Regions from separate parts of the Homo sapiens genome. Here region 1 is linked to region 2. A link is a loop called in an ENCODE intact Hi-C map of the cell type or tissue named here. Cell type or tissue: Caco-2. All regions are shown on one strand. Links, peaks and the distances in the headings refer to the core of each region. The heading gives the core; the rest is flanking DNA.

Region 1 (12,393 bases), core at 2,206-10,205, 66 kb after region 2:
TTCGAGTCTAGGTGAAGTTGGTTGGTTTGGTCTCCAGAGCGGTGTGTGAATACAAATACAAATACCGTATTCACAGAATAGAGGATTTGTAGGTGGAGATCCTTGTCAACCTCTCCCCCAAAGTAGTCAGAGAAATGCCAGAAGAGAAGGAGCTCTCCAAAGGGGAGTGGGCTGGGCTGGGGGAGCTCAGAGCAAACCGTACCCATCATGGCTGGAACTCACTCGTGTCCCAGCTACTCCTCTCACTGGCTAAGGAATAAGGTGAGACAGTACAGAAGGTTGAGGTCGGAGAGCTGGGTGGATTTAGGGAGATACAGAGATGGAAACTTTGCTGTGGTCACGTCAAGTCAGACGATCTGATATAACTTCATCCACATCAGCCTCCACCTTCTTTATAAAAGCTCCCTCTGGTTCCTGTGTGGAGAATGTTTAGGGGTACAGGAGGGAACCCAGAAGTCCAGTGGGGGGCCTTCACAGTGGCCCAGATGACCTGGATTGGACCAGGGAGGTGGGGGTGGGCAGGGCAAAGGAGAGCAAGAAAAGCCAGGACCTTCTGAAGCCTTCCTCCTGGCCCCCTGGACCCCAGCTCAGGGTCTCTCCACTCCCTCCACTCCCCTTGTCCCCAGTCCTCCTCACCCTGTATCAGGGCTTCCTGTTAGCATGTTTTTGGCCTCATGGATGGGGGGCTCCATGAGGGCAGAGCCTTGGTTTACTTGTCCCTGCTCACTGACCCTAACAGGAAGAAAAGGAGGCCTGGTCTTGCGTACCCTCCAGGCTGAGCTCCTCACAGTCCCTGCATCTGAGGCCTGTGACAGTCAGGCCTGGAATGAGAGGAGAAGGCTGATCTCCCAGGCTGTCAATTGTTCCATTCTAACCCAAGCATTCTGACCCATGCTGCATTCCCGCCTGGGGTTTATGACTCTCTTTGAGTCCACTCTGCAGCCCACTTCCCAGCAAAGCCTGGTTTGAGGGCAGCTGAGACCAGCCCCAGGCCCCAGGAGAAAGGAGACCTACATCTCCCCAGAAGACCCCAGCCCCGTGGACAATGGATCCTCTGTCAGCCTGCAGCAAATGTTACAAGGCCCTAAAGACACTCTCTGGCCCTAGTGAGACTTTAAGAAACAAAACAAATTTTTAAAACACACATACACAGCAAAATACAAAGCGAAAATTGATGATGGTGATGGAGACGATAGAATCCAAGGTGACCTTATCTTCACCGGGCCCCAAAAGAAAAGAAATGCAATGTGTGGCCTCTCTAAAGCTATTCCGGAAAGTGAGGGGGCGCAAGTAGACCCCACTGAGAAGGAGCTCCATGCCAAGGAGGAGCAGGGCTGGAGGCGTGAGGACCACCAGGAGGACTTGAACAGCAGCAGTCTGGCTGCCCATGCTGGCCTCTCTTCTGGGGTCCTCTGGGCCTGCGGGAAGTCCTGGGTACCCAGGGACATCTGCCCATAGCCAGCCAACGCCCTGATGACCCTGGGAGTCCCTCCAAATTCCATGTCCACTGGAACCTCAGAGTGAGCTTATTTGGAAATAAGTTCTTTGCCGATGTCATTAGTAAAGGATCTTGAGGCGCAATCATCCTGGTTTTAGGGTAGGCCCTAAATGCAATGATGGTGTCCTTCTGAGAACAGAGGAGGACAGAAGACACATAGGGAAGAGGGCCATGTGAGGACAAAGCAGCGATGGGAGTGATGCGGCCAGAAGCCAGGGAATACCAGGAACCAGCACCATCCAGAAAAGGCCAGAAGGATCCTCACCTAGAGCTTTTGGAGGGAACGTGGTCACACCTTGATTTCAGACTTCTGGTTTCTAGAACTGGGCCTGGGCCAAGTGAATACATTGATGTGTATGTTTTTCCATGTCAAGGATACATGATTTGTGGATGATTTTCTAGCCACCAGCCAGTGGGTTGGCCACACCAGTCCTTGCCTCCCGTGCTTACCTAGGGAAAGCGGAGCCCCCACTGATTGGGGTCGGGGGAGATGCAGAAGTAACTTCGCAGAGGACCGATGAGCTCATGCCGGGGACACAAGTTGCTGTGCGGCTTTCCACAGGGGAAGAGTTATGGGCAACTTCAGAGCAGCAACCAGGATTCGGTAAAATACTTTTAACGCAAAGTACTGCTCTATAGTGACCTGAGAGCCCTGGCCTTGTGGCCGGTACTTCCCGTGGAGACCACTGCAGGTGCACTCATTCTTCATTCTTTGGACAAATATTTGTGGAGGACCTAAATACGCCTAACACTAGATATTAGGCCCACCATGGTGAGCAGGCCAGGCTGGCTCACATCCTAGTAGAAGAGACACATATGAAGGAAATGAACAAGGTACCAGGACAGAGACTTACAGGAGAGAGTGTGGCTGGAAGGCTTCTCTGAGGAAGGGACTTGGGGACTTGAAGGACAGGAAGGAGCCAGCCATCAAATGAGCTACGGTAAGACCATTCCTGGCCGAGGCAGCCAGAGAACAGAGTCCTTGAGGTGGGGAAGGGCTTGGCCAGTTCTAGGCATGCGCCCAAGGCCACTTTGGCTGGAAAACGGTAAGGTCTGGAAGGCTCCGGTAAGGAGTAGGAATTTGGCACTGTCTCACCTAGGAGAGGGGAAACTGCTAACGCAATGGCACATCACCACCTCCAGGAAGTCTTTCAGGGTTGCCTTTGTGGAGGTGAGCCGCCATACCACAGAAAGCCTGGGCCTACTGTCATGGTCTCAACTGGCCGTCATCATCTGTGACTTTGCCTCTTAAGATTCTTTGTATTATGAGGGGTGGGTGTCTTCCCAAAGGCCTCTAATTCTCTCACCGCCACTGCTGTAATGACCTCCTAAAGGTCTCTAATACTCAGAATAGCAGAATAGGGTGACATGTGGGTGATTGCTCTGTGATGTCTTTTACACCATTGATCACCAGGATCCCTGTGGCACATCTGGCTAGTCAAGTGGGTGGCCCCTTACCTCCCAGAGCCATATCACAGAAAGCCCTTCCCAAGGAGGAGCAGCCCAGAGCTCTCTGTCAACCAGCATTCTGAAGCGCCACATGTGGTGATGGTTTAGCAGTGTCTGCTAGGAGCATGGGAGGGGAGGGTGGGGTTAGGTGTGCCATGCATTTGCCCTCCTTCCTAAAAGAACCTCCTTCCCCTCCCCAAAGCCCCATATACTTTCTAGGTCTTAACCCAGTGGCATATACATGATAGATGTTCAAAACATGTGCTGTTTGATCGATAGTGTATTCAGCAGTCATTTCGCAGCCTAGTGACTGCGAGCTCGACTCAGAGAGGGAGTGACAGTGACGGGGCAGAAGCACGTGGCTGCCAGATGGGCGATGGGAAATGTTCCGCACACAGAAGTCAACCATCCTGCCAATTTGGGAACACGAAGTCACTCGTTCGATGCCTGTCAAGTCCCTATGCTGTGCCTGCCACGGCCCTTGCTGCTACGGTACCACGAGCGTCCCCAGGAAGACACCTTGCTTGTCTCTAATTCCATGAACTTTTTGCAAGAAAATCTTGCTTGCCTTCCCCAGGGGTCAGGTCTTCAGAGGGGAGACTCCTGCCCTGGTGTGCCCGGCTCCTGCCCATCCAGCAGAGCAGGAAAAGGTGACTCGGGTTCCATTTGACAAACGTCTCTTCTGAAAGCTGCCCTTAGCAGGCAGGAGAAAAGCCCCCATTTACTGGGGCCTTGTCAGAGTTTCTAGAGCTTAAATTCTCTTCTTCAGAAAGGAAAAATATCTGCGGCCCCACATCCGCAGATGCATAAACGTGGGCGTGATTTATGAGTGCACGTGGTATCCAGCGCTTTCCCCCAGCTACTGTGAAATCGTTCCTCTTCTCTGACTGAGACGTCAACAGTATGGTCACTGTATATGTTTTCCCACTTTTTCCAGAGCCAAGAACCAGGAAAAAAAAATGAAAAATGAAAGTGTACAGGAAGTCAAGGTCAGGCCATACCCACCACAGTTCGGGCAGCCATAGAGGAGAGCTTTCTTAACGGTCCGCTGGGACCCAAGTGGGCCTCCCCTGGGACTGCGTGCTCCCCTACAGAACCTGATGGCTGGAAACACTCACACTACTGCCTGTCCCGGCATCTCTCCCTCCGCCGCAGGGGCTGATGCTGCCACAGGACACAGAGCAGCAGGCCCCAGAGGCTTCTCTGCACCTCTGCTGCCTTTCTGAGTAATCAGAGGAGGCCACACCCACTCCAGGACACCCACACGGGCCTTCTGGGCGATGACGCTCCTGGCCCAGGAGTGGGGGGCTGCCTCACACCTGCTGCTGTGGGGCAGAGTCTCTCCTGGGTCGGGGCCTCGCTGGCGGATCTGCTCCATGTCGTGTGATGTGCTGCAGCCCCGCGTCACCGAGAGCCTCTTATGGGCCACCAAGTCCACACAGCCACTGGCCATGGGGCACCCTGCAGGGCCTCTGGACACGGAGACCTGTGGTTCTCAGCCAGTGGTGATTTTGTGTCCAGGGAACACCTGGCCAAGTCTGGGTTCAATTTTGTTTGTCACAGTTTAAGGTTGGGGTGTCACTAGACATCCTACAGTGCACAGGACGGCCCCACAGCAGACCAGCCCGACTGTCAGCAGCACCGAGCCGGGAAAGCCTGGTCTGGAGCCGTTTCTCTCTAGGGTCCCTGCTAGGGAACCCCTCACTGCCATGGAGAACCCCTCTCCTCCTGTCTCTCAGGACTCTCCGAGGGTCAAGGATGGATGCCTCCCCATCGAGGGCCAAACAAACTGACAAATCGAGTGGGCAAACGGCTTACTCAAAGGCCAGGAGCAGCTACCCGATGACTGCTCCCTCGACCTCTCTCTTCTCACTTTCTTCCCTATTCCATCCTTTGATGGGTGGCCTGTTACACGTTTGGAAATAAAAACAAGTGGGAAAGAGTGCCATAAACATTCCTGGGAAAAAAGCAGGGCCGACTGGAGGTCCATTGTTGCTGAGAGACAAAAAAGATCAAAGGGGAAGAAAGAAAGGATGGAGGGAGGGGAAGAAGAGAGGGAGAAAAGGAAGGAAAGAAGGAGGAAAAGGAAGAAGTAAAGGAGGCAGGAAGGGAAAGAAGGAAGGAAGAGAGAGAGAGAGGGAGGGAGGGAGGGGGGAAGGAAGGAAGGGAAGGAAGGAAAGGAGGGAGGGAAGGAAGGGAAGCAGAGAGGGAGGGGAGGGAGGAAGGAAGGAGGGAGGGAGGGAAAAAGAAATGAAGGAAGGAAGGAGGGAGGGAGAGAGGGAGCACAGAGAGAGGGAGGGAAGAAGGAAGGAAGGAAGAAAAAGAGAGAGAGAAAGGGAGGGAGGGGGAAGGGAGGGAGGAGGAGAGGGAGGGAGGGAGGAAGGAAGGGAGGGAGGGAGGGAGCACAGAGAGAGGGAGGGAAGAAGGAAGGAAGGAAGGAAGGGGGGGAGGAAGGAAGGAAGGGAGGGAGGGAAGGAAGCAGGGTTCTCACTGGTAAATCTCCCTGGCTGCCCTCTGTGCGTGTGTTACAGAGAGATGTTCTGTAGAAATTTCAGGAGAAGGGCTTTGGAATCCTTTCATCGCAAGTGGTATCAAGCACAGGTGACCATCAGGATGTACGGATGAGACGGCCCAGTTGGTGGGAGCTCACCAGACTGACATTAAAAGGAAAGGCCACCCCAAACCTCCATAGCAGTAGCTGGGAAGGCCTGAATGGCTGTGTCTGGCCTGGAGGAACTGCTCCCTTCAGGAACCGTAGCCCTTCAGGGGCCTGAAGCATTTCAGAGACGAAGAGGGAGCCCCTGAGACGCCCACATGTAGACACTCCAGGAAACAGCAGTACCTGACTACACTCAACAAACCCGAAGTCCTCACGGCCTGGCAGGCTCTTCACCTCTGGCGCCTGCCACACTCCAGCCTCACGGCTTTCCCTCCCCTCCCTGCTCTTCCCACTCCCTGTGACACTCTTCCCTGCGACAGCTTCATGGCTTACTACTGGTCTCTGCATCAATGTCACCTCCTCCTGAAAGCCTTCCCTGATCACCCTTGGTGTGTGTCTCCTGTCTGTCACAGGGCAGGGAACTTGTGTCTGGCTGCCAGTGGCATCCCCAGCAGCCAGATCCCTGCCTGGCAATAGTAGCTGCTCTGTCAATATCTGTCCATGGTTGAGTCCAGCTCCTATTCCTCGCAGCTCTGTGAGGTCCCCAAGGACTTGGTTACAAGGTGCTCTCAGCTGAGTGGCCTTAACTAAGATTATCATGGGTGATGCTGGTAGGTTTCCCCCAAATCGACATGACTGAGTGGCCAGGAGGTGGGCACTGAGCCAGATTGACCTGAGTTCCATCTTGGCTCTGCCTCTCCATGACCTCAGGTCACCCGAGCTCTCTGAAACGGCTTCTTTGTCTGTAAAAGAGAGAGCTGAGTGAGACAGACCATTTTCGGTGTTGAGCACAGAAGAAACTGCGGCATCCTGCCTCCCCACTAGGGGAAGCCCAGTTAGGCCGGTTCTTGAAAAACTGGATGCTTCGTCAGCCTGAGCCAAGAGCCTGGGAATGCTTCTTTCCTCGTAGGTCATTGGGGACCACCAAATTCTTCCACCCTCCATGTGCCTCTCATTTTAAAAGACCCAAAAGCTGTGAAAAAGCGGCTCCCTGCGTATGGGAAACGCATCCCAAAGCAGCCTTGTTTCGCCTTCGGACATGGGTGGCCCCTTCTGCCCACCCCTTCCCAAGGCTGAAGATTGCCTGTTGGAGCTTCCTGCGTTGAAAACAAAAATCTTCAGTTCCATTGCCATTGCCATTGGCCCAGCCCTGCTGGTTGGGACCTGGAGGGCTGGACTAAGGAAAGCAAGGGGACACCAGCCAGGCTGAGGCCCGCCTCCAGGGTACATAGAGATGCTGCCCCATCCTCACTCCCGGATGTTCTACGGGCCTTCTGCAACCACCCCTATCCCGGCAGAAATGCCTATCGGTTCTCCATTCTGATCTGCGCCAGCTCAGCCTCCGCAGAGTGAGGGAAATTAGCATGGCCAGGGGCTCTCTCCTGTCACTCCAGATCCATCTGTTGCCTCCAAAGTTTCCCTAGGACGAGGGCCGCTGGCCAAGGCTGACAGGTCTGAGAAGAGCAGCCCTCATTTCACACTGAGCTGCACCCTGAGCCTCAGCCCTGCCACCAGCACGCCAGCCTCCCTGCTCTAACTTCAAGCCCAAGTGCCCTTGGCAGGGGTGCCATCCTGCCTGCTGTGGGCCTGCGTGCTGTCCAAACAGCCTGGGCACCCGAGATTGTCTCGCCGGCCAATCACAGCAAGTGTGGAGCCCGCGGCCGTTCCCTGCGCACAGTAGTCCCTGCCTCGTGCCCACCGTAAAGACTGCCTTTATCACTCGGGAGGTTCATTCATTCATTTACTATTCATTTATTCTTTCATTCACTCAGCAAATATTTACAAAGCCCTCACTCCGCGTGAGGACAGTACAGACATGAATTAAGTACACATGGTTCCACGGTTCTTAGTGGTTCCGACCAGGAGATAAGGAAATCCTTGTTTGCCGTCTGTAGGGCTCGCTGCTCTTTCTTGCTTGCCAGGGTGTTCTGGTAACAGCACCCTGATTTTCCTCAGAACAGCACCTTGCTGCTTCAGTCTACAAATCTGGAGGGCCTGGTCCAGCTCTAGCTCTGTCGTGAGCAGGTGACCAGGCTAGACCAGATGAGCCTCACACCCCTGGTGATAGCCACTAAGTAGTCACAGGTGTGGGCACATGACTCTCTTCAGGCCATTGAGGCTCAGTCCTGGGACCCTTACTAGAAGGACTCATGAGTCCAGAAACAGTGGAAGTTGCCTAGGCAACCGGTTCAGGCCAAAGATTGATCTTCCACTAGTCCAGGAAGTCTTCCTGGAGGTGAAACTTCAGGTCTTTAAATTATGGGAGAGAAGAGAGTGAAGCCAGCACTCACGTGTGACCACCATCCACCTACTGACCCATTCATCCAATGCAGTGAGGGCACATGGCACGGCATGCCGGGTGGGCTGTGTTTTTACTCTGTCATATGCTTCCTGCGTTGGTTCCCTCCAGCCTGTGCACCCCACCCTGCTCCACCCCTGCTTGTGAACTAAATGAAGATCTAAGTGATCACATCTCCACAGTGAGAAAAGACACCAATTGTCCCAGAGAACCAAATGCAGGAGGTGCTGGTCTTTATAGGGGACCTGGGGAAGACACTAACTCTTCTCTAAGGGGTGCTCCAGGCTGCTCTGGCAGTCGAAAGAGCTAGCTGCAAGGCCAAACTATGCTACTGAGCTGCTGTGTGACCTTGGGCAAACAGCTTCCCTTCTCTGGGCTACATGATCTCTAGGCATCTGTCCAATAAATACACTATTTCTAAATCAATTAGACAGAAATGCTGAGGCTTGGAACAGGAGCCAGAGAACGTGAGGCTGACCAGTGACCCCTTAGGAAGGTGGCTGCCATCTGTCCTGTTTCGGAAGCCTCTCCCTCTGCTGGACTCCAAAAGCCCTGCCTTGAAACAGCTGCCCTACCACTCCCAATGCAACTTCCCAATACCATTTCTCTCTTTTCATTTTTCTTCTGTTCCAAGGCAGAACAGGGTAGGAAATCGTGTCAAATAAAGACAGAAGTGCTTGATGTTCCTAATGGCATCCCAAGGAAATGAAGTGTAAAATCACACGAGTTATTTAGCTTCACATACTGCTTTTATCAGAGTCCTGGACAGAACTCCTTAGCAGGAGAAAGCCTGATTTCCTTGGAAAGATGGAATTCTGGTGACAGCAGCAGGGAGCTGGGCTCTCCCGGCACCGATGCAGGATGGAAAGGTCTGTAAGTCACGCCGAGGCAAAAACCAAGACACAAATCGCCCCCCACCCCAACGCACACACACACACACAGAGCAAGACCACATTTTATCCCCACTTTTCAAAGGCAAAGTTGTGTGTGGGCTTTCACTCAGCCAGCTTTGAAAGATCCCTTAACTCCAGGATGCTCTTAGAGTAAAATCCGAACTCCCTGCTTTGTCTTCCAAGCCCAACAAAGTTGGAGCCAGCCTTGGGTTCCAGCTTACCCTGCGCACTCTCCCTCCTCAAGGCCCTCCGGTCCGCCTGGCTCCTTTCTGTTCCTCGAAGACTCCAGGCTCATGCCACCTAGGAGCATCGCCCTGAAGTGCGTCTTGTCCAGAGTGCTCCTGCATAGCTGTCCCCTCCTTCCCTTCAGGGCTCAGCTCAAATGCCATTTGTTCTGAGAAGCATCCCTGGACTACCCCTGGTCCGAGCAGGCCACTCTTTTTGGTTTTCTCCTGGCATTTATCACTCTCTGGGATTGCATTGTTTATTCGTTGTTTATTTTCTGATTCCTCCTCCTAGAAAGTGAATGGTGGGGTGGGGGAGAGGAAGACAGGAATTACACTGGTTTTGTTCATCATTGTATCCTCAGAGTCCTCAACAGTGCCTAGCACAGGATGGGTAAATCTGCCGGAGTTCAACTGGAAAAGTGGAAATAGGAGTTATATACATGTAAATTATTTTATGGGATTTGTTATGGAGAATTGGCTTATGCATTTGTGGGAACCGGGTAAGCAGTCTTTGTCAGGCTGCGTGTCAAGTCTGATGCTGGTGTCAGGTCCACAGGATAGGCAGTCGAGAGGAAAGGCAGATGTCAAGTAGGGAGAGCAAGAACCCACGAGCACAAGCTAGAGCCCCAGGATGGCAGCCTGAAGCCCGTGGCTATTCTTGTTGCCTCTGACCACAGTGGTGAGGCTGTCCTGCAGAAGCCTAGCCCTTCATCACAGAGCTGAACACATACACGCGGCTGGGAGTCGAAAAGTAGCAAGAAGTTGCCGGGGAAGGTTGCGGGTGTTGTGGCAGGCTGCTTCACTCCAGTGAGGTGAGTCAGCAGATCAGCAGCAACGTGTGTCAACTGCAAAACACGGCTGCAGCCTCTCTTGCCTTCTGAATCTTGCAAGAACCTTCCAAGAATCTTCCCTGTGGTCCATCTGAACTGCAAACATGCAGGAAAGATAATTCCAGGAAATGCAGTTGAGCCTGGCCAAGTTAATAGTCTCTGAAGCCATCATAGGTCCACATCAACGCTGATGGATGAAGAGAGGGAGTGGTTTTAGACTAAAGTGTGAACTCCTTATCTGGCACACCAATCTCAGGGTCCAGCCTCTGCCTGCTATCAGCCACCTATCCAAAGTCTATCTGCTCTCCAGCCCCCATCAGGGTCTCTAAACCCTTGGGCTCATTTGGACTGTCCCCTCTGTCCAGAACCCTCTTCCTTGCCCATCTGCCTGGGTAACCCTCAGCACCTTCTAAGACTCAAGCTTTAAGCAAGACCTCCTTTTGGAGTCATTTCACATCAAGATTGAGTCACAGCCTCAGCTGTACTCCCCTCTTCATTCTCCTACCTGGAAACAACTATTATCCACATGTCTCATGTCTCTTTCCGGAGATGGCCTAGTCATTTACCAACAAAATGTATATTTCTTTTTTTCTCACATGTAAGATAGCATACAATACATTTTTTCTGGATCTTGTGATTTTTTTCTCTTAACACTATATTCTGAAGATCTTTCCAAATCAAAATATACAGAAATTCTTTATTCTTTTTAAAGGTTGCCTGAAGTTTCATGTGGGTGGACCAAATTTGTTTAACTTGTTGCTTTTGCTGGATGTTTAAATTGTTTCTCATTCTTCACTGGGATAAACAACACTGCAGTGAACATCCTTACACGTGCCTAGATCATGCTCCTGCCCCTTCTACACCTGGCCGACTTCCAGTGCTCTATAGGATTAACATAAATATCACCTCCTCCATGAAGCCCACCTAAATCTTTCCTAAATTGGGTTGGCTGGTTGCCCCACTTTGCCTCCTAGGCAGCTACTTGCACTGCAACACTTACCATGAGCTATTGATGTGTCCAACTTGCCCTGTGACTTGTTCATCTGTGAATGTCCTGCACAATTTCACAGTACCTGACACACAGTAGATACTCAATAAATGTTTGTGAATTCAATACACATCAAATTTAAACCCCTAACTCTTGGGGCCTCCAAATCTTGCTTCATTCTATTTTTTTTTTTTTTTTTTTTTTTGAGACAGAGTCTTGTTCTGTGCTCCAGGCTGGAGTGCAGTGGCACCATCTCAGCTCACCGCAAACTCTGCCTCCTGGGTTCAAGCCATTCTCCTGCCTCAGCCTCCTGAGTAGCTGGGATAACAGGCACCCAGCACCACGCCAAGCTAAATTTTGTATTTTTAGTAGAGACGGAGTTTCACCATGTTGGCCAGGCTGGTCTCAAACTTCTGACCTGAGGTGATCCGCCTGCCTCGGCCTCCCAAAGTGCTAGGATTACAGGCGTGAGCCACCATGCCTGGTTGCTCCATTATAATTTATGTGTCCACACCTTGCCCAGGCTCGTACAGATCAGTCAGGCTCTCTCGCCTGCCTTATTCTTAGCCCTGCTTCTTCAGCTTTGCTCCTACTGTTTGCTCTCGTCTGCAACACCCTTCCCTCTCTGAAGCCCTTTTCCATCCTTCAAGGCACAGGTCTTCCCCTACCTCCTCCATGAAGATGCTTTCATTGAAATATCATCTCTCCCCTTTCTGAACTGCTGCTGCCTTTATAGTCACTTTGGCATATTTTTTCAAGCTCCGTTGCTCACTAATTGTTTCCCGTCTGTTGGTTTTGTGTCCCCAGCTAGACTGTGAGTTCTTTGAGAGCAGAACTTCTTTATAAACTCTTGCATCTCCCACAAGGCTGGGCTCATGGTAGCTACTCCATACTTCTGTGTTGGTCAGTCAACTGGTTCTTTCATGGATTGAGTCAGATCCCGGTACCGACTGTTAACAACCTTGTCCTTGGGGCACTACGGAGGTGCCGGAAATCATCGTGCTGGTAACTGTCACAGTAGGAGGCACCCTTAGATGGGGGAGTCCACTGGAGTGCAGCTCCTCTTATCCTCCTACTGCACCCTACCTAGATTGGAGCTTCTGCAAGAATGAACCTCTCAGTTACACCACGTTTTATCACTCTAACGTCTTTATGGACCCCAAAAACATCTATCCTATGGAAGTCTCTCCTTTGGAAGACACAGATAACATGTGTCTTGGGTCCCCAGATTCTGGAATAGCTAGCTCCTCAGGAGAAACGGAGCACCCAGAGAGAATCAAATGAGACTCACCCAGACCCCCTGTCCAGTCATATTTCCAGAGATAATGTGACACAGTCTGACTGAATCAGCCTTGATTTCCATCAAGAAGACATGAAGTCCGGGCGCGGTGGCTCACGCCTGTCATCCCAGCACTTTGGGAGGCCGAGGTGAGTGGATCACTTGAGATCAGGAGTTTGAGACCAGCCTGGCCAACATGGTGAAACCTCATTAGCTGGATGTGGTGGCACATGCCTGTAATCTCAGCTACTGGGGAGGCTGAGGCAGGAGA
Region 2 (12,393 bases), core at 2,360-10,359:
TCACGCCATTCTCCTGCCTCAGCCTCCCAAGTAACTGGAACTACAGGCACCCGCCACCACGCCCAGCTAATTTTTTGTATTTTTAGTAGAGACGGGGTTTCACCGTGTTAGCCAGGATGGTCTCGATTTCCTGAACTCGTGATCCGCCCGCCTCGGCCTCCCAAAGTTCTGGGATTACAGGCGTGAGCCACCGCACCCGGCCTGTAGCTGCCTTTCTTTAAAGGTGACTTTGATCTGCTGTGCTTTCATCCCAGCAAGGACACTGACTGTCATTCTTACTGTTGTCTTACCTTCATTTCTTTATGCCTTTTGCCAGCATTACCTCATTTTGTCTGCTGGGGAGGGACTGTCACTCTCATTTACCACTGTTCGTCAGCTCTGGCACAGCGCTGGGATTCAAGTAGGTTTGACTCCAGTGTGTTCTTTGATCACGGAGCTGACAGTATGAAGGGAATTCAGAAGTTGACGCCATGTTGCCCACAGACAGACACGAACAGAGGGAGGGTGGGGGAGAGAGCTGCGGGGGCAGGTAGGCTTCCCAGAGGAGGTGGAACAAGATCCCAACCTGGAGGTTCTGGCCAGTAGAGAAAAGCCACAAGCCCAGTGAGAAGTGCTCAAGGGGACCAGCCCAGTGGTGACCTGGGGGACAAGGGGAGAGCGCTAGCTGGAAGATGAATGTGGTGCTAGGTTATGCAGGGCCTTGAATGCCAGGGCAAGCATTGGGTTTGATCATGTGAGTGGGCACTGGAAGGCACCATGCCCAGGTGCCCTGGCTAGGGAACTCATGCCAGTGATCTTGGGACGCAAGCAGCTCATGCAATGAAGGCTGTGCCGACTAGTGGCCATTCGCCGTGAGGTCTCAGCTACCTTCCTTTGCAGGAGGGGCAGGGTAGGGCTCCAAGCTCAGGCAGTGGACAAAGGATGGACTTTCCAGCTTTCCTGGTGCTGTCCAGGGGTGTTCTGCCTTTCCCAGGCGATAAGGGGTCCTCTGAAGCCCCGTGCTCTTTTCTGCCTCTCTGCTTACCTTTGAGGGGTCTCAGCCTTCCTCACTGGGATTAAGTGGCCACAGTTAGTATTAAGTTTAGACAGGTGACCCAAACTATGGGCAGATGTGCCTCACTGTCTCCCAGGTGCACCCCCTTCGTGGTGAGTTGGCGAGGCAATGTGAAATCACACACACCCAGTGAATCTTCGTCCCATGGCTGCAGCGGGAAGGCATAAAGCAGTGGCAGAACCCACGTATGCCTGAGCACATCATTGTCATCCATCCCTGGAGACGTCCTCCTTGTCCACTGCCTTTCCCTCCCGAGCAGGACCGGCTACAGAACTTGCAGGGCTTAGAGAAAAATAAAAATGCAAGGTTGCTCCCTCAAAAAATATTAAACCAAGTGTGGGCCCCTGCTCAGCATGGGGCCCTGTGTGGCTGCATAGCCACGTGCCCATGAAGCTGCCCCTGTTCCTGTACCTGGCCTCATTCCATCCTGCAGGGGAGGCTGGATGGACCTCAGAGGGTACTGCCTCTAATTGTGGGGCCTCCATCTGCCTGTGGCTATTTGCGTTCTGGCAGCACTGAGCCCCCATGCACCTGGGCATGGGGCCTTTTAGCGCCTGGCTCATTTGGTCAAACCTGGCTGGGTCCTGGCTCGCCTTGCTGTTGACGGGTGAGGATGTGTATTCTCCATTCTCTGCCAATTTCTCTTCCTATTCGTCTATTCCTCACCCCCGAATTTACAGTCTTAACACATTGTCTTTCCTCTAACTATGCCCTCCTCCAAAACAATAGATTTCGTCCAGATCAATACCAGCCCATGCCTCTGTTGAGCCTGTCAGTGGGTTTCAGGGCATCCTTTCATATCCCTAAGAGCTGATCAACATTTCTTCTTCAATGCGGAGCTCAACCTCTGGGCTGGTCGTGGCTGTGCGACTTCTCAGGAGGCCAGGCAATTAGCTAAGACACTGTTTCTTCTACGGCTTTGATGGCATCCACTTCCTTCCTGCCCCTCCAGGAGACTCCGTCTCCACCTCTCAGCCTGGGGACACCACGGGCCCTATGAACAGAGGCCCAGCCATCACCCAGAGAAGTGTGAGCCAACTGTATTTCCTCAGTGGCTCATTCATTCATTTGCTTCCTCTCATTGTCTCCAGTGTTGTGGGCTGGCCAGAGCACAGGTGCTGGGGTGCAGGGATGAAAGGCAGGAGAGGGTGGGGAAAGAAGCCTCAGAAGCCCCACACCCTCCAGTTCAAATCCCAGCTCTGCCATTTACTAGATTTGTAACTTTGGGCACGTTTCTGAGCTTCTCCTGTCCTCGGTTTCCCAGCACCTGCCTCACGGGTTGTGGTGGGAATGAAGGGGACAGGGAAGAGGGGCAGCTGCCCTCGAAGGGCTCGGTGCCTGTGACCTGTCGTGGTCCGTCATGACTCACAGCCCCAGCCTAGACTTGAGCCTTAGGGCCGTCAGGAAGGCGAATGTCGGGTAGGGCAGTGGGTGGCATCCATGGCGGGGAAGGCCGGGAGCCTGGATACTGGGAGACATCGTTCCTTGCTCTGCACTGTTCCCCTTGGACAGGGGCCTCCTTCCTCTCAGCCTCCAGGCTCGGACTCACCTGTGCCTCCTGCCCCCTGTAGCCACCCTGCGGCTCCCAGAGATCTCCCCCACCCCTCTCTAAAGAAGGGCCTCTTCTTACATGCCCTTCAGGTCCCCTGCACCTTTCTGCGCTGGCCCATACATTTACATTGAAAATATCTATGTGATTATTTGGTGAATGTCCTCCCTCACATCACTGGAAGCCCCATGAGGACAGGGACTATGTGTGCACCATCGTATCCTGGGTGTTCAGCATGAGGCCAGGTATCAAGGCCAGGCTTGAGAAATCTTTTTTGCATAAATAAATGAGTTTCTGGCTGAGAGAAACAGGGAGAGAGAGAGAGACAGAGACAGACAAAAACAGAGAACTCCAAGGGGGCCTCATGCCTGGGGTATAGACATAGGGGAGTTGGCAGTGGGTCCAGATGTCTGGGGCCAAGAACCATCTGGCCCTGTGCCCATGGATAAGGATTCGGGTCTTTCTCCCGAGGGTCCTGGGATGCCTCTGAAGGGCATCTCGGGGCCGTGGGCCTGCATCCGATTTGCATTTTAGGAAGATCAACCGGCAGCTGTATGGAGAGTGGATTTATAGCCTGGCTTCTTTGTTCAAATCCCCAGAGTCATTTTCTTCTTTTTTATAGGATTCTGCTTGTTAGGGACAGAGCCAGGAGCTGATTATTTCTTCCTAACTCACTTTGTGACCTTGGGCGAGTCCCACCGCTCAGCAGAAAGCAGGCGCCGGCCCCTGGCTGTTCCTCCCAGCTGCACAGCTGTGGTCTCCCAAGATACCCGTTCCTCCCCCAGAGAGCCCTCACCTGCCACCCTCCTGGCCACCGGCCATGGATGGGGGTCATCTCTGCACCGAGCTTGCCGCACTTGTGGGGTCTCCCTGCTGGTGCTGCTGCAGGAGGGGGTCGAGCTGGGGGTGTGCGGACACCTCCCTTTGCCAATGACTCCCACACAGTTGATGAGAAATCCATTGGGTCCTGCCTCGTTTTGTTCCCCGGGACTGCAGCTGTTGCTCCTTACTTAACTCCAGCATTCCCTCCTCATGCAGTCCCACCCTCTCCCACTCTACCCTCCTTGTGGGGGCTGAGACAGGATGGTGGCTGTCCAGAGCCACAGCCAGCCTGCCTCCTCCACACATGGGCGCCCACCCACCCCTCCGCACACCGGGGCCGTCGGGGGGCCCGCTTGGTGATGTTTTAAGTGAGGCCGACAGAAAAACCCCACTCCACTTTCCAGCACTGCCAAAAACAGCTCTCCCGCTAGATTTATAAAGTTTGCCTAACTTTCCTTCTGCCACCCAGGAGAGGCCTTCCGTGCATTTGAAGAAAACACCTCCCCCAACCTTTTTTTTTTTTCTCTGAAAAACAGATGAAGGTTTTGGCTAGAAATCCAGAGGTCTGGGGGGCAGGCGTGTAAATTCAATGGCGGTTTATTGCCCTAAGGAAAACATACCTGGGTTATGAAGTATTCCCCCTTGAAATCTCACTTGACATTCTGTAAAGAAAGAGGAACGTTTTTAAGAAGTTGTTGGAGCCACCTAATACCTTCCCTACAAAGCAGAGCCTTTTTGAAAGATTAATATCGAGCTGCAGACAGTCAGTCACCATAATTGTACCGATCCCGGCGTGTTCCTCTGCCCATGCCGTCGGGGTGCTGGGAGCCGCAGGAGAGCTCCATCCGGAGTGCCCGGGAGTTGGGGCCTCCAGCTTAGTTCCATGAAAGGCTGCCAGCCCCGGCCCTGGGTACCCAGTCCCAGACCCAGACCCACATAGGCCAGCACATTTCTGCTGATGATCTTTCTTAACTCTTTTTCCTAAGCCAAGGAAGGGGCAACGCTGCGTTTGGGGTTTGTAGGCATTTATTAATGGAATTAAGGACGATTTGCAAGAACCCTCTACTGCTCACACCACTTCCCTCGTGTCATTGCGTAAGAGGCTTTTCCTGGGCAGCTCTACCTACCTGGTTGTGTCCCTTTAACTGGAGAAAAAGGGAAGTTTGGGGGGGTTGGGGGCCCTCTGACTCGGAACAAAGTCTTCCTGCAGATGCTCCCTGTAGTGCCGTGGGCTGGTTAACGTGAAGTGTGTGCACGTGGGTCCTGGCCAGCACAGTGTGGGTGAAACTCCCTCCCTCCTCCAAGGTCATGTAGTCGCCTCGCAGATGTGGCTGGTATGGCAGTGGGTTTCAAGGCTGCCAAAGCTTAGAAGTGTCACCTCGGACAACCCCTGCGGGTGCCTCGTAACCGGAAGAATGGGGCAAGGTCGAGTTGCCATTTGGCTCCCTTTACCTTTTTGTCCGCGTGGTGGTCATGCTAAACAGGCCCTGAACTCCCACTTGGGCACCCCTGGGACCTCAGCTTGCAGATCAGGGGCTGGCTATGGAGAAATGTGAGGTCCCCCCTCCCCTCATCTATGGGAGAAAAACAAAGGCCTAAGCGAAATGACTTTTTTTGAAAGCATCATTCCATACAGCATTAATTTTTTAGGATTTCTTCTGGGAGGGGAGATCAGATCAGAACCACAAATGATATGAAAACATCAATGTCTTCATCTGGAGAGGAGCGGGTGGTGCAAAGGTCCGACCACCACGAGGTCAATCCTCTCCCGCCCAGCGTGGGCTCACCGACCTGCCATGGGGTGGATGTTGATTAACTTCATCCAGGGTTTCCCCTTGGTGTCTGAGGGCAATTTCTGACCCGGATAAAGCTGGCTTTCACCACGTGACCTTTACAGAAAGGCAGTACTGTGTCCCCTCTGGGGTCCCCGAAATAATAAATCACCAGAGGCCCAGTGAGAGATGAGGCCATGCGAGGAGGCAGACAAAGGACAGAAACGGACAATAAATCTCACTTCTAGGGAGCAGTCATTTCTTTTTTCTTTGCAGTAATTTTTGTGAAATGTAATTGTGATCCAATAATACAAATACCAACATCTGGAATTCTGCAAGCGATATCTCTGCCTGTTCTGTTTGGAAATGGAGTACTTGGCAGGCATACTTTCTTTCCCATTCATGGACAGGGAGCAAAGCGTTCAGGGGAGGGCCAGAGGGGAGAGAGCACTGCCGTCTGCTGATCGTGGATGGAACCCTCATTTGAGAAGCTCCAAAGGTAGGGGTCATCAGTCAGACCCCAGCCCCCCTCCCCCACCCCCCACCAGCCACTGACAGTCCCAGGAGCCAGGCATTTACAACCCAAGCCCACAGAGATGTGGAAAGAACTCTCAGAACCAACGTGGTTTGAAAAGCACCAAGAAAGAAGGGAGACTTGGTCGAATAGCCGCACTTATCCTTTGCATTTCTGTCCTGGGCTAAAAATATGAATTCTAGATCATGAGATTGAAGATTTTTTCTTTTTTTTCTTCTCAAATTAAGGTCCAGGGGGAAGGAAGCTCAGCTCACCTATAGGCTGAAATGGTTGGGGTGTGCCCTGTCTCTGCGACTCTTACCGCCCTCCTTGGAAATTCTTTTTTCTGTGGGTTTGGGGGCTTTAGTACCTTTAAACTTTCTAAACCTTTCTCAGGCCATCAGAGGAAAAAAATGCATTTCCCTACCCCAAATCCAAGCTCTGAAGAATCCACAGTTTGTCCATTTTCCTCATTCGATGAACAAAGAAACATTAAACTCAAAAAGACAAAAGCGGAATGTCTACAAAATACCTCAGAACAGTCTTCTTAATTTTAGGGGAAACGACTGGGTCATTTTCTTCCAGTGCTGTCAGAAAGCAAAGATCCTCTCCTGGGAGAAAGACTGCTTCAAAGTCCTCCAAGATGTGAGGAGTCCCTGTGGTTATTAATTTTTAACTTTTGGTAGTTTTTATTACCCAAGCTTGTACATACCTCAAAGGCTCTAAGACAAGAAAGACGGCTCAAAAGAGTTTTGCTACCACTTAAAAAAACAAAAAGAAACCCTACAGTTTTAGGATTCATGGCTGGGCCTCTGCTGTCATGCACCCAGAGTCTGGAGTGAAGAGAAGTACCAGGTGTCCTAAGAATGCTACAGCGGCTGCCTTCAAACCAAAGACCTGCACAGTTTTAATGACCAGATGTTTATCTAGCCAGAATTCATTTTGATGTGTGCTTTACAAGCCACTGGTCAAGAAAGAAAAGTAGTTTAAGCCCAAAAACAATCACTAAGGTCAGAAATCCAACAGTTTGTAAATCTGTAGAATTTTATGCCTTGGGGATAACAAATCTTTATTTTTCTTTAGATAATGTAAGTTGGACAGAAGTCATAAAGAGGGAAGTCACAAAAACTGTTTGGACTATGCCCCCGCAACGCAGAAAATCACAGTCGCCCATAGACCATAAGGAGGAATGCCGATGTTAGGGTCTCGCAAACCAAGGTAGCAGGGCCAGTACTGCTCGACTGGGTCAAACATTTTGTTCTTACTGACTTCCTAACCTTTTCCCACTTGACATCTTTATTGAGCACTCGTGAGGAGGCCCCAGCTGCCTCGGCTCCGAGCACATTCATCTCTGGGCGCTTGCATTTTTGCAGGGGCAGTTACATTTTCCGTTTTCTAGCCAGGAATGGAATGTTGATACTGTGTGATTATTTTATTTATTTTATACGTTTTCCTTGGAATGTCTACGTGTGGCCGCTGCCCTGGCTTGGTGGCCTCTTGATTTACGGTAGTTATAAACATTCCAAAGTAGACATGTCAGTTAAATGATACCATAACATTATACAGTTACAATTCTGTTCTAAATGTGCCCAGAGTTCCAAAAAATCCGTTTTCAGCTCCCCTCCTCCACCCCATTCCTTCCTGCTACCTACGCATGATGGCATTGGAAGCCACTAGCTCAATGGAAAGAAGACAGAAGACCTAAGGTTTACTCGTAGCCTCACCACCCCCTAGCCCCGCCTTCTGGAAAAAACATTTTTTTTTTTTTTTTTTTTTTTTAGATGGAGTCTAGCTCTGTCACTCAGGCTGGAGTGTGGTGGCACAATCTTGGCTCACTGCAACCTCCACCTCCTGGGTTCAAGTGATTCTCCTGTCTCAGCCTCTTGAGTAGCTGGGATTACAGGCACCCACCACCACAGCTGGCTAATTTTTGCATTTTTAGTAGAGACGGGGTTTCACCATGTTGGCCAGGCTGGTCTTGAACTCCTGATCTCAGGCGATCCACTTGCCTTGGCCTCCCAAAGTGCTGGAATTTAGAGGCGTGAGCCACCATGCCCAGCCGGAAAAAACATTTCTAAGAAGCAAGTTGGCATCCAGAAGTAACATGCCCCTTTAGAGAACACATTTGAACTTTCTTCCTACTGAAAATCACGTTTATTCACATCATGCATGTATTCCCAGGAGAAAGTGGTTCTAAGATGGTGGCCACTGAGTAATTCTGGGAGGTGACCTGTCTCTCAATCCCCTGGCCTGCTGCCTTTACCGCCCACCAACAAAGAAAGAGTGGTTTGTGCTTCCTAAAAGATGCTGAGAGAGGGAAGGAAGAAAATATCTCCACGGACATAGCAATTTGGAGAGCTTAACATTCAACCAGAAAACCCACTTCAGCATCCTCCCCAGGAGAACTGTCAGGGAGGAATTCGCTACATGCCTTCTCACAGAAAACACTGGGACATGGGCTGCTTTCACTGCCCAATTCTAACCCTTGGACGTGTACAAACCCGACAACTGATATCTGAAGCAAAATGTACACCTAAAGAATTTTTATTCTCTGTGCTAGAGCAGGGGTTGGCCTGGGCTTGTTTTTGTAAATAAAGTTTTATTGGAATGCAGCCACGCTCATTTGTGGATGTCTTGCTTATGGCTGCTTCTGTGGGACAAGGGCAGGGTTTGATAGTTACCACGGAGACCCAACGGCCTACAAAGCCAAAAATGTTTACTGTTTGGTCTTTCGCAGGAAAAGTGTACTGGCTCCTGTCCTGGATCAACTCAGAAAATGAAACACATCGGATTCTGTCCAGGCCGGGCACAGCAACCTGGCCCATCCATGTGGAGCCTGCAGTGACCACTTCCGCTGTCTGCACAAAACTGGAGGGAGGCTGGGGGTGCTCCAAGTATAAGTTTCCTCATCAGCAAACCGGAAAGAGAAAGACCGACCTGGAGGCTGGTTATGGGGATAAAATAAATATGTCCTTATATATGTGTATAAAGCCCCAGCACAAACAGCAGTCGCCGCATGGGTCAGGGAGGCACTGCTTGGAGCCTTATGTGACCGTGTTCTCACATTATCTTCCAACTGGTTTGGGAGACAGGTACTGCTATGATCTCTGTATTACACAGAAGCAAACTGAAGCTCAGAGTGGCCGCTCACTTCACTCCGAACAGAAGGTGCTTGAGCTCTGTGCTGATAGATGGAATCCCAGATTTTCCATTTAACTTTTGATGTTGTGTCGTGGGAGTGGTGTTCCACCTTTGGAGGGTTTTAAGGACTCTTTATTAACCAGCAAGGGTTCTTGTGCCTTTAAGGAGGAGTGATTGAGAGGCACCTGCAAGGCCGGTGGAGGCTGCTCTGGAGGCCTGCCTCTTCCAGCCCACAGGCCCTGCTTCCTGGAACTGGTGTGGGTCACTCATTCCAGTTCGCCTCTGAAACTATTTTCATGACAGTAAGCTGCTACCTCAAGAAACAGCAACAGTAGGGATTTTGCCTGTCAGGTAAGGTGCTTGGGGAGTGAAGGCTGTGGTCAGGATCCAAGCAGGAAGCCTGAGTTCATGTCTATTCTTCACCGAGCATGGCCAAGTCCATTTGAGTCCATCTCCAGAAGACATGTCAAAATCACCCACTTATCTCCATCTTCAACTCCTCCCAGGTCACCACCTTATCTTCCTTAGATGACTGCACTAGCTTCCTGACTGGTTTCCCTAAAACCCATTCATTTATCTATCCCTTCTACCATTTCTCCCACCAAACATCCATCTCACCACCCACCATCCTGCCACTTATCTTTCCCTCCCTCCCTCATTCCCTTCCTCCATCTATCTCTCCATCCATCCATCCATCCATCCATCCATCCATCCATCCACCCACTAATATGTATTTAGTGGTTACAATGTCCCAAGCACTGTATGGGTCCCAGTGTAGGTGGAAAAGGAAACAGATTTCCTGACCTCAAACAAAACAATAAATTTCAAAGTAAGAAGCCCCACGAGGGAGGAAGTGTAGGCTGTCTTGAAAGAGGATGATATCAGGAGACATATATGGAGAGGGCTTGGAGGAGGTGATGCGCCTCACCAGGAGGTGATATACTGATAGAGGGACTATATAATTTATTGATCAAACGGGGCCATTTTGGGGAGTGAGAGGAGGAGCTATTAAACATTTTTTCAGGGCACCAGGTGCATGTCAGGACTGGCCAGGTAAACTGAGCTGCATGGCTACCTCCTACAAGCCAAGGTTCACAGCATGAGCTGAGAAAGGGGCAAGGAGGAGAGAAATGCCCCTTCCTTTCCTTGGGGAGAGCCTGCAAACCTACATTTAAAAGAACTAGGAGAAGGCTGGGTCCGGTGGCTCACGCCTGTAATCCCAGCTCTTTGGGAGGCTGAGGTGGGTGGATCATGAGGTCAGGAGTTCAAGACCAGCCTGGCCAATATGGTGAAATCCCATCTCTACTAAAAAATACAAAAATTAGCTGGAGGTGGTGGCGTGCGCCTATAGTCCCAGCTACTCAGGAGGCTGGGGCAGGAGAATCGCTGGAACTAGGGAGGCAGAGGTTGCAGGGAGCCGAGATCATGCCACTGCACTCCAGCCTGGGTGACAGAGTGAGACTCCATCTCAAAAAAAAAAAAAAAAAAAGGGGGCTAGGAGAGAAAGTAAAGAGGAAAAAGAAAGAGCTGTGGAGTGCTGGGGCAAGAGTGAGTTTTGGGGATGGAGGTTAAGCAAATAAGAGTCTCAGGGAAATGCGGGATGGCAGAGTTGGGGGAGAGGAGAAAATAGGGTATAAGAAATGTTTTTCTGTGTTGTGAATTGGGCTCCCTTCGATGCTGCTTTTACTGTTGTCTATCAAAAGATGCAAGTGAAAGAGTGGCATTCCCTTTGCTTTCTCTAAGGCGTGTTTGCTGTTTGGGATGTGCATCTTGGACTAAGTCTCCTTCTGGAGCTTGGAACACCAGGTTCTGCCGTCACAACCTTTATCATGCACAGGTCGCCCTGGCATGGACAGGACCTTAGCTTTATTGTCCGTGCTCCCTCGCTCAACTGAGAGCTTTCTGAGGGCAGGGCCTCTGTCTGCTTGTCTCTAGTCCCAGCACCTAGCACAGGCTAGCATTTAGTATGTGCTCAATAGTGTGCAGTGTAGGGACGAGTGCACGGGCTCCAGCGTGGTTAATGTCCTTCACAAGGCGCCTTGGAGGAGCCGTCCCCAAGCTCATGCTTCATTTCACATCCTGCTCCTGCAGAAATGGAGCAGCTGCTCCGCTTGGGTTATTTAGTGTCGGAATTTCATCTCCCCCCATGCCAGGCTGCCCTCGTCTCTACCTCCATCAACTCCCCAAGGCCATCCAAGGAGCCTCATGGAAGCAGATATCTGCAGATGGCTTGTGTGACCCATGGATGGGTATTGAGCTTCACGCCTCACCGCCTTACAGTCTGGCCTCTTCGTCAGCATCAGTGGGACAGGCAGGGTCTCTAAGAAGAGCTCCAAGCTCCCAGAGGCCCTGCCAGGCAGTTCTGGGCTGGTTCCCTCAGGGGTCAAGGGAATCATGGCCAGCGTGGGTCACAGTTGCGGGCTGGGGAGTCTCAACCACTACTCTTCCTCCGGCTAGCTCTGTAATTCGGAGTGAGCCGTGTGGACTCCAGCCTCAGTCCTTCTGTAAAATGGAGACAACTCAGCACCGAACCCTATGCAATAGGCACTGGACACGCCGAGGTTTATCACCACCATGACTTGGTTAAAGGCTGCTCGGCCTCTGGGAGGACACAGCACTGGCTGGGGAACAAGGCTCTGCGGACACCTGACACCCAGGGGGCTGCAGGGGAAGGGGGGTGCTCTTTTATCTATTTCTGTCCTCAAAGGTGTAGGAAATTGTTCATCCAGGCCAGGTGGCCGGGCCTCACTGCCTCTGTGATAGCTCAGCTTGTTAGCTAGCAAAGGCCGCACAAGGCAGGCCACGATGTTGACTGCACCTGCCACGGGCTTTCTGTGACTGTGCTGAAACACTAATGCCAGCTGTAATTCCCTCCTGGAGACCTGGTAATGAGGGCTGGCACCATGTCCCCGACATGATTGAAAACGGGCTTTGTTTATGCACTCTCAGAGCAGATGAGACGTGCATTTAAAGTGGTCCAGCGAATTTGGGGAAAGGAAGGATGCAATTTCTTGGATGGGAGACATTTCTAAGGACCCCGCCCTGAGTCTGATGAGGTGGTGGGGGGATTGTTGGTGAGGGCTCAGGTTTATAGGTGACTAGCTTCTTGATTGAGGACACAGTCTTAGGAGAAACCCAGACAGCACGGTTGCAGCAGTCCATCCCTTCATTCCGCCCCATGTGGGCACTGCCCACATGCCCAACTTTATGTGTACCCCATCCCAGGCTGGTGGGCTGGGATCAGAGGCCAGGGAGGAGTGGTGTTGTTTGAGGAGATTTGATTAAAGGTGTGCAGATGTGGGCAGGGCTTAGAAAAAGCAATGAAGGGTTGGTGCAGTCCAGGAGGACTGATCACGGGGGGAGCAGTTCCCACTCCAGGGACATAAGGCAGGGGTGGAGCCATGGCCAGAGCCCTGGGAGGGTGGCTCCATGGCAGGAGCGCTTGGAGGGGCTGCGGCCTTTAGCAAAGCAACCCGGAGCCAGTGCCACCCGGCCAGAAGACAGCCAGGAAAGTAAATCCCCCCAGGTCTCCCGCAGGTGC

The links. A loop is a pair of places that touch in the nucleus more often than their neighbours do. Peaks named below come from ENCODE experiments on the same cell type or tissue, not always from the same donor. Only the 100,000 strongest peaks of a DNase experiment are listed, where the experiment ranks them.
Region 1: it touches region 2 in a loop (2.6-fold over the local background); 5 of 110 quality-filtered maps call a loop at or near these places.

Annotation. Positions count from the first base shown.
Region 1 is chr20:58,630,850-58,643,242 of GRCh38, forward strand. It overlaps LINC01711 (long intergenic non-protein coding RNA 1711), which reads left to right and starts at 3,923. Exons shown (of 1, transcript NR_125359.1): 1 at 3,923-4,889. It overlaps LOC107985410 (a long non-coding RNA gene), which reads right to left. Exons shown (of 3, transcript XR_005647058.2): 2 at 10,856-10,928; 3 at 9,274-10,042. RefSeq lists enhancers at 3,927-4,056, 4,077-4,146, 7,050-7,685. In Caco-2, for the core only: a CTCF peak has its summit at 6,440 (motif pointing right); DNase peaks (open chromatin) are centred at 4,672, 5,822, 6,732, 9,072 and 1 weaker place; H3K27me3 peaks cover 173 bases.
Region 2 is chr20:58,565,128-58,577,520 of GRCh38, forward strand. All of the region lies in intron 6 of APCDD1L-DT (APCDD1L divergent transcript), which reads left to right. Among named protein-coding and RNA genes, the nearest start is that of APCDD1L, 56 kb to the left of the region's middle. In Caco-2, for the core only: no CTCF peak of the experiment used is centred there; DNase peaks (open chromatin) are centred at 6,554 and 6,974; H3K4me3 peaks cover 523 bases.